Regions from separate parts of the Mus musculus genome. Here region 1 is linked to region 2. A link is a loop called in an ENCODE intact Hi-C map of the cell type or tissue named here. Cell type or tissue: heart. All regions are shown on one strand.

The links. Peaks named below come from ENCODE experiments on the same cell type or tissue, not always from the same donor. Only the 100,000 strongest peaks of a DNase experiment are listed, where the experiment ranks them.
Region 1: it touches region 2 in a loop (1.9-fold over the local background); 3 of 42 quality-filtered maps call a loop at or near these places.

What each region holds. Positions count from the first base shown.
Region 1 is chr12:73,214,706-73,222,705 of GRCm38, reverse strand. Mnat1 (menage a trois 1) reads right to left here. Exons shown (of 8, transcript NM_008612.2): 7 at 3,564-3,685. Among named protein-coding and RNA genes, the nearest start is that of Trmt5, 68 kb to the left of the region's middle. In heart, a CTCF peak has its summit at 3,880 (motif pointing left); no DNase peak of the experiment used is centred here; H3K27ac peaks cover 239 bases.
Region 2 is chr12:73,265,502-73,273,501 of GRCm38, reverse strand. It overlaps Mnat1 (menage a trois 1), which reads right to left. Exons shown (of 8, transcript NM_008612.2): 8 at 1-1,088. The coding sequence ends at 968. It also overlaps a transcript of Trmt5 not described here. Among named protein-coding and RNA genes, the nearest start is that of Trmt5, 17 kb to the left of the region's middle. In heart, no CTCF peak of the experiment used is centred here; a DNase peak (open chromatin) is centred at 3,361.

The DNA of each region.
Region 1 (8,000 bases), 51 kb after region 2:
CATGCCGTTATTTAACCTGAAATGGCCTGTTACACTCTTCAACAGGACTCACATTTGAGGATATGATGCTATGTGATAGGAGCTTAGTTCTACTGCCTAGTTTACAACATTCACTAAAGAGAGATCCTATGTGGTTCCATTTTATGAGACATTTAGAGTTGTCAGATCTAGGAGACAAAAAGGCACTGGGAAGGAAGGAGGATTAAGATGTCATATCTAATACAGTTTCTGTATTACAAAACAAAAAGCTCTAGAGATAGTACAGATAATGGATTACACAACAATATGAAATGACTTAATAACACTAAATTGTCTAATCAACTTCATAAAATAGCCTGCTGTATATGTCTGTTACCTCACCTAAAGAAACAGGTCATTTAGAGGGTCTAACATATGAAACCAGAGGTATAGGATCAAAACAGAACATAAGGAAGAACTACGTGAAGGGATAATAGATAGGGTCATAGCAAAATTAGAACAATAAAATGCAGATCAAACAAACTCAAACTCTTAACATTTAGTGAACTTCAATGTTTTCAATTGAGTTCTTCACACTATGTACGTTGTAAGTGCTCAGTAGAAAGTGACCAGTGGTAACCACAGGGGACAGTATTGATCTACATACAGCATTTATAGCATTATAGAAATTTCTATTGCCTAGTTAACAATAGTTAAACTTTTACAATTACATTACATTTAAAAATAAGATTTGTTTTATTAATCTCATGTGCATGTGTGTGTACATGTATGTATGTACATATACCACTTCTGTTCAGTACCTGTAGATACCAGATCTATAGGTGGGCTCACAATCCAAAGTGGCTGCTGGGAAACAAATAAGGGACCTCTGCAAGAGCAACAAGTGCTCTAACTGCTGAACCAGCTCTTTAGGCCACACATTTAACACATGATGTCATTAACACTATATCTATTTATATTATATTATATTGGCGGGCTATTTTCTATTTCTTATTTTTTTCTTTTCCTACCTTTTATTAAGCATTTTCTTTTTCCATTTTCATGTATGGGGCACATGGTGTGTGTGTGTGTGTGTGTGTGCGTGTGTGTGTGTGTGGTGTGTCAATGCTTGCATGTGGGTGTTCATATATGTGGAGGTCAAATGTTGATGTTAAAAAATCATCCACTCTCATTTCTCCACTGTATTCAGCGAGGCAGGCTCTCTCATCATGAGATCAACTCTAGAGCTTGCCAATATAGCTGGTCCCATTAATCAGCTTGCTCAGGGATCCCTTATCTCTAGCAGCTGAGCCTAGCATTTCGAGTGGGTTATCACACCCACCTGTATTTATGAGGCGTCTAGGAGTCCTACCTCTAGACCACATGCACATGAAGCAAGGTCTCTAACTGTTGAGCCATCTTTTTGCTCTAATTACAGTTCCTATGAACTTACTGTTTTCTCTGGTTAGGTTGAACAGCTTCTTATTCCTGTTTTGCTAGAAGATGTTACAATAGTAAACGTCCCTCTCCTTCCTGTCCTTTACCACTACTCTGAGGCTACTCGGATTGCTCAGAGACTAACAACCTGAATTCAAAGCCACGTGGCGGAAGAAGAGAACTGACGCCCCTCACCTCCACATGAGCACCATGGTACCATGGTACACGGTTCACAGTTCTCTCTCTCTCTCTTTCAATAAATAAATATTTTTAACCCAAACCACTTTAATTTTCCATGTAATAAATCCAACAATGCACTTCTATTATTTATGATCATTTCCATGATCTCATAAATGTAGTTTTTATAACAAATTTATAAGAAAATGTAAAACTCTTTAACAGAGAAGGGTTTGTTTTAAATACTTAATCTTTATTGACATTAAAGATTCTATGGAAAGATTAAAAATGATAGTTCTGGCTGATGGTAATTCAGCCAAAGTTCTTTTAAACCAACGTCTGTGCTACATATAACTTTTCTATGTCATAAAATATAGTATTCTTGGGGCTAGTGAGTGAAGTGCTTGCCATACACACATGAGTATCTGAGTGCAATCACTAGAACCAATGCAAAGGTCCAGAGTGCTACCTGCTAGTAATCCCACGGGAGAGATGGTGCAGGTTAGCCTGATCAGTGAGGCCCAGGTCCCAGTGCTCTCCTATCTCAAAAGATAAAGTTGATGGCTTCTGAAGAATAGCACCCAGGGTTGACCTGTGGCCTCCACACACATGTACACACATGTGCACATGCAGCTGCACACACATACACACAGACATACTCCTCCTATAATGCATGTATACCTATGCCCTCATACTGTAAAACAGGTATCATATAGCAAATTATAAATAAATTTGCTGTCTCGAGGGAGTTTTAGATTCTCTATTTTGTTGGCTTCATATTTAGAGGTCATAGGATTTTAAGATAACATAGAACTAAATTTTATCAATCCTTAAGAGCCCGCCAATAGTGGATGTGATGGTTTATATTTGCTTGACCCAGGGAGTGGCACTATTTGGAGGTGTGGCCTTGTTGGAGTAGGTGTGGCTTTGTTGGAGTAGGTGTGTCACTGTGGGTGTGGGCTATAATAACCTAGACCTAGCTGCCTGGAAGCCTTCAGATGAAGATGTAGAACTCTCAGCTCCTCCTGTACCATGCCTGCAAGATGCCACCCTGCTCCCACCTTGATGATAAAGGACTGAACCTCTAAACCTGTAAGCCAGCCCCAATTAAATGTTGTCCTTTATAAGACTTGCCTAGGTCATGGTGTCTCTTCACAACAGTAAAACCATAACTAAGACAGTGGATAATCAAATAATATGTCATTTTCACTTTATGTCTACATTAGAGCCTCAGTAATCATATGTAGAATATTATCCATCATCTTCAAGGTGTTGTTTTTAGCCTGAGGACACATACAGGTTTTATTATATGTTTACTATTTCTTATCTCTGCTGCTATCGTTGTTAATTTTAATTACTTGGCCTCATTTTATGTATTGTTTTTATTTCATATTATATTCTTTTGTTCAGAAACACAATTTCTGAACCAGCCTTCTATTCAATAGTTTACACTGAAGAAAACCAGACCAAAAAATGATTCTTTACATCCAGCATCATCTGTGTCTGGACTTCTAAACTTCATCCGCTCCAAAAAAACTATCATTATTGTTCACAAATGGCAAGATCAAGTTTATTTCACAAAAGGAAACATACAGTTCAACTGCTAGCCGCTGGCTACATTATACCTCCTGAAAAAATGTGTCATAGCTCAGCTCACAAAAGTCTAGTTTCAGCAAAGATAGAGGACAGTGATTAAACCTACTGAATTCATATCTTCACTGACTTGTTACTTACTAAGGTAATTAATCTTTGATTCAAAGAAGCAAGTGGTAAGCTAAAACAGCCACTTCAGATATGTCTGCCTAAGACAGCCTCAGAAGGAGAATGCCTGCATCCAGTCCTGAGCTCCAGAGCTAGTGAAGACACTGAAAAGTCGATACACTGACCAAAACTTAACTTAGGATTACGTACCACTTACTCTTGAGAAGCAGGATTCAGTTCTATAAGTAAAGCCCTCACAATCACTCACGGAAAGTGCTTCTGCTGCTTACCCAAGCCGTCCTAAGAGCTCTTGCTCAGGAACTTGTGGGCCACAGGTCTCTATCTGCAGGGGCTGGTACTCATAAAGAGCTTCTTCCAGCTTTTGGATTGGTGCTAATGAAATCTGTTGACCCTATAAGAGAAATAAAGAAAATACATTTTAATAATATTTTCATATTGTCATTTGTAGTAATTTTTGAGAGATGGCTCCGCATTGAGGATTACTCGCTGCTCTTGCGGAGGATAGTTCAGTTCCCAGCACCCACACTGGGCAGCTCACAACTTCCTATAACCCCAGTTCCTGAGGATCCAACGCCCTCTCCTGGTCTCTTGTGGCACTGCACCCATGCGTATTCCCACACACTGATCCATACATAGACAAATAACTAAAAATGTAAAATAAAGTCTATTAAAATTTTTAATAAAATAGCTATTAGTGTTATTATTCTATGAGTATAGTGTATTACCATCACAAACCACATTCTATAATATAATTTAATGAAAGAAAATGAAATCTACCATTAAATATAAATTTTGCTTTAATCAGTATTATCACTAGAACTAAGCTAAATAGAAGTTCAGTTCAACCTTACATTTCCTACTTTCTATAAAATATTATGACATATTTGGTAATCGGTGTTTTGTTTTGTTTTAAAGTTCTAACTAGGGAAAGGGGCTATTAAAATTACTTCTGCAAACTGCTGTCACATGTCTTTGTTCTTTACAATAAAATCAAGCTCACCAAATGAGTACTACATGTGCATATATACACATACAATATAAAAAATTTATTTCTCTTTTCTAGTGTGTCTGAAGGGAGTGACAGTGTACTCACATACATACATAAAGTCTCCTTTAAAAATCTATGATAAAAACTAAATTCAATTGAACATCTAGGTACTTTTCTGAGAAGAAAGAACTACTAGGTCAGTATCCAAGAATCTTATCTGAATACAAGTATATAAAATCAAACATCACTCAGCCCATCTACATATGATTCCCAAATTGGCCTTCTAACATTTGATCCATCTTTTCAAGAAAAATACAATAAAAATAAAAACTGGTATCTACTTAAGTTCAGACCGTGTCTTAATAATTCATATGAAGAAATACACACGGTTTTAAGTGGGTAATGGTCAACAGGTGTGTTATGGAAAAAGGCTGGTGAAATGGCTCAGCAGATTAAGGCTCTTTCTCTCCAGGTCCAATGGCCTTTGTTTCTCCAGAATACACACGGAGAAAGGAAGGAACCAGTTAATGGAAAGTTGTCCTCTGACCTCTTTATATGCACTATGGCACTCTTGTATATACATACATACATACATACGTACGTACGTACGTACACACACACACACAAAATGTAACAAAAAAAATCTAATGGCTTTCTAAATGCAAAATAGTTATTGTGACATCCCTACTATAGTAGTGTGATATTACTGTAAACAATCAAGAAAATTATTCAGATTAAGGAAGTTCAACTATATGATAAATATGTTACACAAAACTAATCTGGCTGTATATCATAGGGTGCAGTATAGCTTTAAGTGATATAGAAAATCCAAAGGAGGTGCGGGCACCACCTGTACCTGAAGGGTTACTCTGAAGCCACCAGCAGGAGAACTTAAGTGCCTGTCAGCACCCACCAAGCAAGGAAATGTATCTGCTGAAACAGGAAGGCACACCACTGAAGACCTCACATGGTGCAGTACCTCAGTGGTGCCTCAGACATGGTTAAGCTTGGCTATCAATTTGACTGGATCTAAAATTCAACTAAGCAGAAAGGCTCGGATCACACTTGTGAGGGGTTTTCTCTACTAGGTTAAAGTGGGAAGAGAAATGAGCAATGCGGGTAGCACTAGCACGTATAGAAGTAGATCTGAGGGAAAGCTTTTACTTTTTCCCTGACTGCCTTTGCGTCTCCCTGGTGAGTCCATCTACCACATTTCCAAGTCCATTCACCCACTCTCAAGTCTACCCACCCCATTCTCCAGTCCATCCACCCAGTCCCCCTGTCCATCCCCTGCTGCCAGTGCTCTAATTGCTCTTACTGTCCTTCAAGAACACCAGAACCCAGCTTCCTCTGCCTTTCAATATGGACTGAAGACCAGTGGCTGTTGAGGAACACTCCAGCACCCAACTGAGACTGCTGAGGCACGCACCCTGGTAGATGAACCACCTATGGCTTTCCAGCCTCTCCCATATGACAGCTATTGCAGGCCTACTCTGACTTTTGTATGTAAGTCAGTCTAATAAATTACCTTTTAATGTATATGACTATTGGCTCTGTCCCTCTAAAGAATACTGGCTAGTATACTTACAGATGTCTTAAAGAGAAAAAGAGGAAGGAAGAAAATATCAAAGGGAGACGTGGAGGAACCCTTTCTCTCAGCTCTCAACCAGGCGATACACAAGAGGCCATGATGGAAAGGTCCCTCCTGAGTTAGCATATCTTGGTAACCCGAGACCCTCAGTGCATCATACATACTCTCTAGAAATTCCAAGAAGTATCATGAGATCTAATACTGAAACCTGGCCAGCAGAATTACCTGGAGACCTTGGGGACAAACCACACACTGTTCAGTTTGATAGAAACCTGGTCAGAGACAGAGTCTGTAAAGGAACAGACTCAGGTTCCAAGCAGTGTGTCTGTACTATGAAAGGTCTTCACTTTTTCCACAATTACTCAGAAGCATGCCTGTACACCTGGCTACAGCAACAGAACAAGGAATTAAGAGATAAAAATAGGGAATAAAGAAGACAAAGTATCCTTATTTGCAGATACGACTTTATACATAAAAGATCCTAAAGACCCTACCAAACAACAGGATAAACACTTTAAAAGTGGCAAAATATAAAATTAACATATAAAAATCAGTAGTTTTTCTATATACCAGTAACATGTCCAGAAGGAAATCAGAAAAACAACTTCACAGTTGTTGCAAAAAAATAAATGAGTAAGGAAAGATCTAACAAAAAAGTGAAATAAGACTTCTATAATGAAATATTAAAACGCTGAAGAAAAAAATGGAAGAAGACAGTAGAGAATGGAAAGGCCTCCCATGGATCTCTCTCTGTCTCTGTGTCTTTATGAGTCTCTGTGTGTATGTGTCTCTGTCTGTCTGTCGTCTGTCTGCCTTTCTTCCTCTCTCTCTCTCTCTCTCTCTCTCTCTCTCTCTCTCATCCGGTATGGTTTTTTGAGATAGGACTCTCTGTGTATCGTTGGCTGCCCTGGAACTTCCTCTCTGTAAAACAGCCTAGAGATCTGCCTGCCTCTACCTTTTGAGTGCTGGGATTAAAGGTGAGAGTCAGTCACCATTCCCGCTCTATCAAAACCTCAATGTCATTCTTTTTAAATTTAGTATTGTTTAAGATTTATTTTTATCTTTCAATTATGTGTTATGTTTGTGTCTGTGGTACATATAAATGCAGATGCCCTTGAAGTCCAGATAAGGTTATCAGATCCCCTGGAGCTGGAGTTCCAGGTGATTGTGAACAGCAGCCTGATATGGGTGCTGGGACCCCAATTCTGGTCCCCTGCAAGGACAAGTTCTCTTCACCATTGAAGCAAATCTCGATACCCAGCAATAAAAATAATCTGAATGACCATCAACTCATGAGTGAATAACAGAATGTAGTATAGCCCTCATAATATATGCTAATGAATGTTAAGGAATGAAGCTTGAATATGTGCTACAACATGGATGAACTACAGGACAGCATACTCTAACAGCTTTTATGTATATGAAATGTCCAGAAAGAATAAAACTGCAGAGACAAAGTGCACACTACAATTGTTATAGGCTAGGAGCACTTAGTGTGCTGATTCCAAATGAGTGTAAGATACCTTCTTTTTGTTAGTTTGTTGTTTTTTTTTGTTTTTTTTTTTTGGTTTTTTTTTTTTTTCGAGACAGGGTTTCTCTGTGTAGCCCTGGTTGTCCTAGAACTCACTCTGTAGACCAGGCTGGACTTAAACTCAGAAATTTGCCTTCCTCTGCCTCCCAAGTGCTGGGATTAAAGGCATGTACCACGCCCGGCCTATAAAATACCTTCTTAAAGTAATGAAAAATATGTTTAGTTTGACTTACAGAAATTGTTGCAGCATTCTGTAAACTAATTAAAATTCACTGAATCATAAAATTAAAATAAGTTATAGCATGATAGAATTGTATTTTTTCAAGAGTTTAAAGCAGATCTGGACCAGTGCCCTGAGCAGACCTTGGGTGTGAACTCCACAACCAGTTCCATAACAGGCAGAGGAAGACCCACTCCCAGGCGCTCCAACACTCCCAGGATCATAGGATCAGAGGTGAGGAGGACACAACATCTGTCCTAACACCAGAAGTATCTAGGACCAGTGAGACCCAGGCACCCAGGAACTCCGCCAGACCAGTGGCATAGGTTCCTTCCTGTCTGGGCCAGCGCAAACTCCACAGCCAGTCCCACAACAC
Region 2 (8,000 bases):
TTAATTTCCTGGAAAAGCCTATGTTCCATACCCAGGGGCCCATGCGACAGACTCACACAGGCTGGGATGCTCATGCTTCTGACCAACACACACCCAAACTACACAAAACCACAAGCACAGTAAAATCCCTTGAAGCTTTGGTGGGTGGAAAACTACATCAGTCTATAATTTATGCAGAGAAATTTCACTTACATGGTACCTTTTCCAGTCTCAACATCTCATCATAAAATGAGCTCACATTAGCAGTGAAAGGTGCCATTGATGTATTAAGTTTTATTAGCTCACATCTTTGAATCTGCCATTAAAGCAGGTTAATGGCCTGCTCTGGTTTATCATTTCTGTGGCTCACAGCTGGGAACCACATTAGGTTTGCCTCACTTTGCATGGCTCAAAACAGTCCCCCAGACTCTTACTGCTGAGGAAGAGCCACATCACAGTTGTGCTTTCTTGACACGGCCTGCTGCTAAGATGAAACATCTCCACTTGTCTGTACCACTATCAATACGACATTAAGGGGAAAAAGAAGTTTTTATAGGGAAAATATAGACTTGGATAATAGCACTGAATGTTATAATCAAAAAGGCATTTGGAAATATGTTCCAGAAAAACACAAGGAGGAGGAGGAAGAAAAAAAAATCCCACAAAAATGTACCATAAAGTCAGGCTTTATTTTTTATAAAATGTGTAAGTCAACTCCAAACATAGGCAAATCATTTATTTCTTTTCTGTCAGATGAGGTTTAATGTTCTTCATCCCTGTCTAAAGAACAGAAGTAAAAAATAAACCTCTTCCATGAATCTATATGCAACACATTTCTCAGCTTGGTCCAGACTGCAATAAACACCTGAGCACAGCAGCAGTGGTGGTGTGCTGTGCAGCTGCGGGGCTGGAACTTTACAAACCTCTATACTTTCAAACCCCTTGGTTTGGCTCCACAATCCAGATCTTATACATGAGAAAATACAGGTTATCTGGGCTGCCAGAAGAGCCCACTGAACGCATCCTGTAGCGCTCTGTGACAAGCAAGAGAAGAAGTATAGCCGCCAGCAAGATCCTGTGGAGATGCAGCCCGGACGTGGTTTAAATACCTGAAAGAAAACAAAAAGTACACCATTGATTTGAAGACCGTAAGCCAGTGACATTCTGCAAAGCAAGTGTAAAACTGATTCTACATTTGGAAAGGAATTCCAAGATTGAAATGTTCAGGTTCACACACACATATATATGGATTGCCCAACTACTACTAAGTTACAAAGGACAATGAATTCTAAGAATAGTCCTTATAACCTGTACATTTGGATGAAATGTTAAAATATCCACTCTTTCACCATTTCCAGTACTGATTCGTTTTTTTGGAAGCTATTTAGACATCCAGCGAATACTGTCCTTTCCAGCACGCACACTATTATGCTACTAACATTTCTACGAAAGCTTTTTTTGTTGTTGTTTTGTTTTGTTTTGTTTCGGTTTTTCCAGACAAGGTTTCTCTGTGTAGCCCTGGCTGTCCTGGAACTCACTCTGTAGACCAGGCTGGCCTGGAACTCAGAAATCCACCTGTCTCTGCCTCCCAAGTGCTGGGATTAAAGGTGTGCACCACCACTGCCCCACTGCCCGGCTTTACAAAAGCATTTTAAAGCAAAACCTTACATACGGAAAACAAGCACACTCAGGAAGAGAGCACACAGTAGTTCACAGTCACCTCGGTATCCCAGAAGCATACTGTCTCTGTCCTTGCAAGGACAGGAACCTTAGAAAGTACACGTCTAAGAAGTGTGGGACAGAGCCTAAGCTGAGAACAATGACCTGAAGAGTCATAGAGTCCTAAGTACAGAAGGACAAACCCATCTCAAAAGGCAGAACAACAATGTTTCTTCAGTCTCAGCTTTTTTACCAATGAAAAATTAATGCCTTCATAAAAATAGATACAACAGGCCTAAAAACTCAGAGGATCTCAGCCGAGGACTGACTTGTCAGCCAGACAGCTGCACTGCAGGAAAGAATAATTCCAGCCTTGCTTTAATGCCTCTGCAGGAAGCCACACGGGCCCTGGAAACAAAGCTCCTTCGCCCACTTTCAGAATTACAGGTACGATAAATGAATAAATCAGGAAGCAGGACATTTTAATAGCTTGGAACCTTTTCTACTTATTCATTCAAACTTCCTGTGTGTCAAGATCTTAATGCATGAGCAACTTCCTATTTCTAACATAATAACAAGTCAGTTTTTTGTTTGTGCATATGTTTTAATAAGCTTGTATGATTAAGACATGTATGGCAACTTAAGGGACCAAATAGAAGACGCTGTCAAAATGAGACAGGTCAAACTCCTGGAATTGGCTATAATTTATTCACACTGCCACAAATCATGGTCTTAACTCAAATCTTTGCTTTTCTGCCAAGGGGTAAAAGTCAAAGGAGAAAGAAATAAATGTTTATTGAGCAAAAATTTAAAACTATTTGGGTAGTATATTTATAGCATACAAGTTATTTGTACATCTACCCTCAAAGCTTATTTATAAATTATAACAAATATTAGTAATGGATACTCTATATCATACTACAGGATCATATGAAATGTATAGAAATGAAAACCTGAAGAGATAAAATGAAGCATGAATCATGCCATGCTACCCGCCTCTGAGGATGCATCCGACTTCAGAAACTGTTAGGTGTCGCTGATGAGCTCCAGGTAGAGCCTTAAGTCTCACAGGAGCTGGACAGGAATGGACTGAATCTACACATAACTACAATGTTATTTTCTTATTACTCTCCCAGAGCACAATAAAATGCCAGCTGTTAGGATTCTGCTGGTTAGGGCAGGGTATGGTAATGCTTGCCTTTAATCTCAGCACTCAAGAGGCAGAGGCAAGCAGATCTCTGAGTTTGAGGCCAGCCTGGTCTACAGAGTGTGTCCAGGACAGCCAGTGCTACACAGACCCTGTCCCCCCCCCAAAAAAAGGGCAAACAAAACAACCCCAAAAGGATTTCTATCAACAAACAAAGCACATGGTGAGCTGCCTCAGAAACTCTAACTCTACTCCTTATACCGCAAACTCAATGCTAACCACACGAGTAAGTAATGGAATTTAAATCCTCCCATTTTTGACTTGTGTTTTAGCTGATTTTTATTCACAAACCGAATAATGGCACATTACTCTCTTCCCAGATCCTGAAAAGAAAGGTCCCATTTGGTTCAGACCCAGTAGAATCCAAGCACTGCAGTATTTGTCAACAGTCAGAAAACAACTGTCACAAATGGAATTGGCTCTCCCAGCTGTAATAAAAGTCCATGTGCAGCTAACTATTGATTCACGGCATTTGGTCTGGCTTGCTTCTGGGAAAGTTGAGTCACAGCATCCTGGCTTGGCAAGTCCAGTACACACACTTGCAGTGTGCATCCAGCGTTTTATATGCTACGCAGAGAAGCCTGAAACAGCTGCACAGCTGGCAGGCAAGCCCAGACCCCGTAAAATACCTAAAACAGTTGCATCTTCTAATTTATGATGGTGCACTGTTTCCATAAAGAGTATATAAAACAGTTCAGCTTTTATAAGGAAAATGTAATAAACAGTCATACTCATTGAGGCCATAAATGCATTTTTTAAAAGTTTATCTAAAATGATTAATTAGTGTTTGAAAATAGTACTTCTTGAACAGTCATAATCCAATGCAGTGAGCAAATATTGTTAAAGTTGAGTTATTAACGGTAAGTTGTGTGATTCTCATTGCCAAAATAAGTCAATTAAAGTTTCTTTGCATAGCACTGAAGACTGCGCATTCCCCTGTGCAGTCACTCACACTGAGCATGTCTGGCCGGGGTCTTTAAGAGTCCTCCCTACTTAGATTGCTCTTTTTGATCTCCAGAACTGCACAAAACTTTTACTGTTAATTGTTTCAAAATATTTGAACCAAGGCAATCTATATTAATTCCATTTAGAAATATAGTTGATCTTACTATTTGGTTGTAGGGTTTTGTTTCTTGGTGTTTTATTCACTGTTTAAATCCTTTAATAATTCTGGTATACCGAAGCTCTTTAAGGATCTGCCACACTAGAGCCAGATGTCAAGAACTTAGGGGTTTGCCTACTTCCCCGCCTGCCTCCACACCTGTTTTTTCTTCTGTGATCATTATAAATGACATCTCTTGGGACTATGTCAGAGGTCAACAACATTTAATGTATAATTTTATAGAACAAAACAAGAAATATATCTTATGCAAATTCATTTCGAGAAATCAAGCTTTCTGGGTCCTGGACATAATAGCTCTACTTAGCCAATGCCAAGACACTAGTTGTGCTTTTCGTGGCTTTATTTTAAATATCTATTAAGTCTTATACATAGAAACCAGTGTGGGATTGCTTATTTTGGTAGCTATAGCCCTATTTTTACTGAAAACAGACTAAATTTAATTTTTTAAAAAATCAGTATTTTCTTAATAAAGTGTAACAGTATACTTTCAAAAGCGTTTATAATTCTTATATAGAGGACATCTTGAGCTCTAACTTTTGCATGGTCTGTCTAAAGTCACCTTCCTTTGCTACTATGCATCATAATCACTACCGGACTCTGGAGATGGAGGAGGAAAAATGAACAGTGGACCTTAGAGGAGAAAGGAGTTGAAACATTAGACTTGATGGGTTTTCTGGGCTTCAAGTTAAATCATCATTTTTCCATCTCCCTTTTAGCAGTTTTTACTCCCCAGTAGGTGGTATAATTACGCTTTGCTTCAGAAAGCCTTTGTTTCCTCAGGTCTGGGCTCCTCTTACCATTTCCTTTCCCCTCAGAGCCCTGCACTGACCATCTGGCAGACACCTTGGACTCAGCTCCTGCTGCTGCTGGTCAAACAGAGCTCCCAGGAAGGGCCAGAGTGCAGAGCAAGCCAGCAGTGCCACTACAAGCAGTGTCACAGCCTCTATGTGATAAACCCTGGAACATGCCCCTGGAACAAGTTTTAGAATTGAAATGGAAATAAAAATGGTTTCATATGAGTTGCTTCTCTTTTAAATTACTAGGCCCTGTTTCGACCTGCATTCCGAACTGGTTCAAAGTAAGAAAGGCCGTGAAGCCTGGAGAATAAGACCTGCTTCTTGCAGAACAGAGTGAGCTTTCCGCATGCTTCACTTTGAGACTGGCTCTTCCTACATTTCCAGGGATGGCCTCAAACTACTGAGTTCAAATGATCTTCCTGTCACAGGCTCATAGCTGTACCAGGCTGTAGGGCACCCATTTAAAGTTTGCATTTAACACCATGAGTTAACAGACCTGCCCCATACAGTTCTGTGCTCCGGATGTCAAGACTAAGCAAGAGCGCTTAGAAGTGTAAGGACTTCATCCCATGAGCTTGGATGGTCTTGCTGGTAGAACATGACTAAGATGTTCAAGGCCCTGGTTTCAATCCCGCGCACTGCACTACCCTATGGCCCACAATGTTTAGCCATAACTACACAATATTTTCATTGGACCAGGGAGATAACTTAGTCACTAAAGTGTTTGTTATGCAAGCTGAGGACCCAAGTTCGATTTCTGGCATACACATAAAAGATACGTGTGTTGTGATCCATATTTCAATCCCAGTGCTAAGAAGGTAGAGGCAGGAAGATGGGTGGAGCCAGCCTTGCTATCCTGGTGAGCCAGAGCAATGTGAGACCTGTTTTAAAAGAGGTGGCTGATGCTCCTGAGGATAATACACTGGCCACTACACGTGTACATGTAGGTATACCTACACCCACAGACACACATGCAACACTTCACAAAAACAACTAAAAACAACAACAATAGGGTACTCAGACTAGTGCTAAAATGCAACATTCTTTAAAACTAAATATATCACTTAACTAAATATATCCCTTAATGTGCTAGCCTAACTAAGCACAACAATAGAATAAGATTGAATGGATAACTGTATATGCAAAGATAAATGAAGAAGCTACTATGATTCCAATGCTGTCCAGAATTCTGCAGGTAGTCTGACTATAAAAGCACATGGCTTCATGAAGTCCAACCTAATAACATAACTTCCATGGATGGTTATCCCGTCACTCTTTATTGGTCTAGCCAGTGGATAAGGATTGAAGGTGAAAAAGAAGCTCAATAATAAAGCTGTTTCACATTTATACCAACATACTCAAGAGCAATTATGCCAGATGTCTAAGCCATCTCAAAAGCAAGGCTTAGCTCTGGAAATCCATAGGCACACCCACCAGGATTTACTACTCAGTCCAGACCGTTACACAGATTCTAACATCAGCTGAAGTAAACTACAATGTATTGCTACCCAAGGCTATACTATGCATTTTAGGATAAAGTAGCTCCCACTGTAAATTTATAATCATGTAATGCAACTAATGTTTCCTTGATTTGAGTATAAACTAAAGAACAGAGAAGCCCTGGCTATTTAAGTATGGTGGCAGTGTTGGATATCCCTACAGATTGACCTCTAAGGATAGATTCTGTATAAATAATAGACATAAACATAGGAATATCTTAAGAATTGGGCACTACGGTGTTCTGAATGTAGATTGTTCCCCACTGTATTTGAATACTTGGTCTCTGGTTAATGGTGCTGTTTTGGAAGAAGTTGTAGGGAGAGTTAACCTTTCAGGAGAATACACCATTGGGAATAAGCTTTCAGACTTCATATATTTGACACACGTCCTGGTTGCTCCCTCCTTGAGGTTAAGGTTGAGAGAATCTGATCTCTCAGCCACCTGCTTCTTGCTGTCATACATCCACACCATGATAAATTCTTATCCCTCTGGAGCCATGAGACAAACTCTTCCTTCTACAAGCTGCCTTGTGGTGTTTTACCACAGCAAAAGAAAAGTATTTCTAATATAGGCACTGTAACATAAACTTGGATAAATTCACCACTATCCACAACAGCCAATAGACCAAATGATTTTTCATAAATATTGAAAATATTTACCAAAATCAGAAGGTATTTATTTAAAAACAAATTATTACATATTTGGCTAATTTTAGTATAAAACTTGAAACTGTAAAGAAAACAAAATCCGCTGGGCAGTGGTAGCTCACGCCATTAATCCCAACACTTGGGAGGCAGAGGCAGGTGGATTTCTGAGGCCAGCCTGGTCTACAGAGTGAGTTCCAGGACAGCCAGGGCTACACAGAGAAACCCAGTCTCGAAAAACAAACAGGAAAGCAAAATACAATACATAAGATATGTATATGAATAAAGAAAGCTTTATTTATAAACTTGGTAGAGTAAAAGATTACATAATGACTAACAAATACAGAAATTATAATATTCTATACTAAAAAACAGCCTCTTAAAGTGTAATTTTTGTTTTATGAAAGCAGAAAGATTATGCTCTCTGTATATTATATAAGGAAGGTTATACATGGCTCTATCATAAGCCATCAAAATTTTGCTACATTGTACCAGACATCATGGATCCCACGTTCTATGACCTGACACTTCCTTTGCACACTTTATTTCCAAGGTTAAGTTACTACCTTGTTTGCATCGTGACTGCTTCTCCTTCCTCTTATTCCACACATCATCTCACTGCCACCAAACATCTTCTTTCAGATCTTGACTATCTTTGCTTTACTGTTTATGCTGAGATCTTTGCTTTACTGTTTATGTTGAGTTTGTTATTGTGTTCTGTACTGTCTTTGACATGGAGCCCAGAACAGCTGAATTCACTATGTAGCCCACGCTGGTGTGAAACTCATGATTCTCCTGTCTCAGCTTCCCATATGCTGGGTAACAGGTGTGTAGCACCACACTGGGCCATTGTCATCATTCAAGGACTACTGCTAACAGTGTCAGAACTGACTCAGAGTGTACACATTCCATTTCAGTCTTTCCATAGTTACTCAATTATTCTCAGGACAAAGATCTCCCCGACTCTTACATAAATAGACATTAATTGGCTCCAGGCTCTAAAGAATCAGCTCCAAACTCCACAGCCTACCATTCATGGTCTATTATATGTGATTCCAGTTCACATTTCCAAACATATTTTCCCATTAATC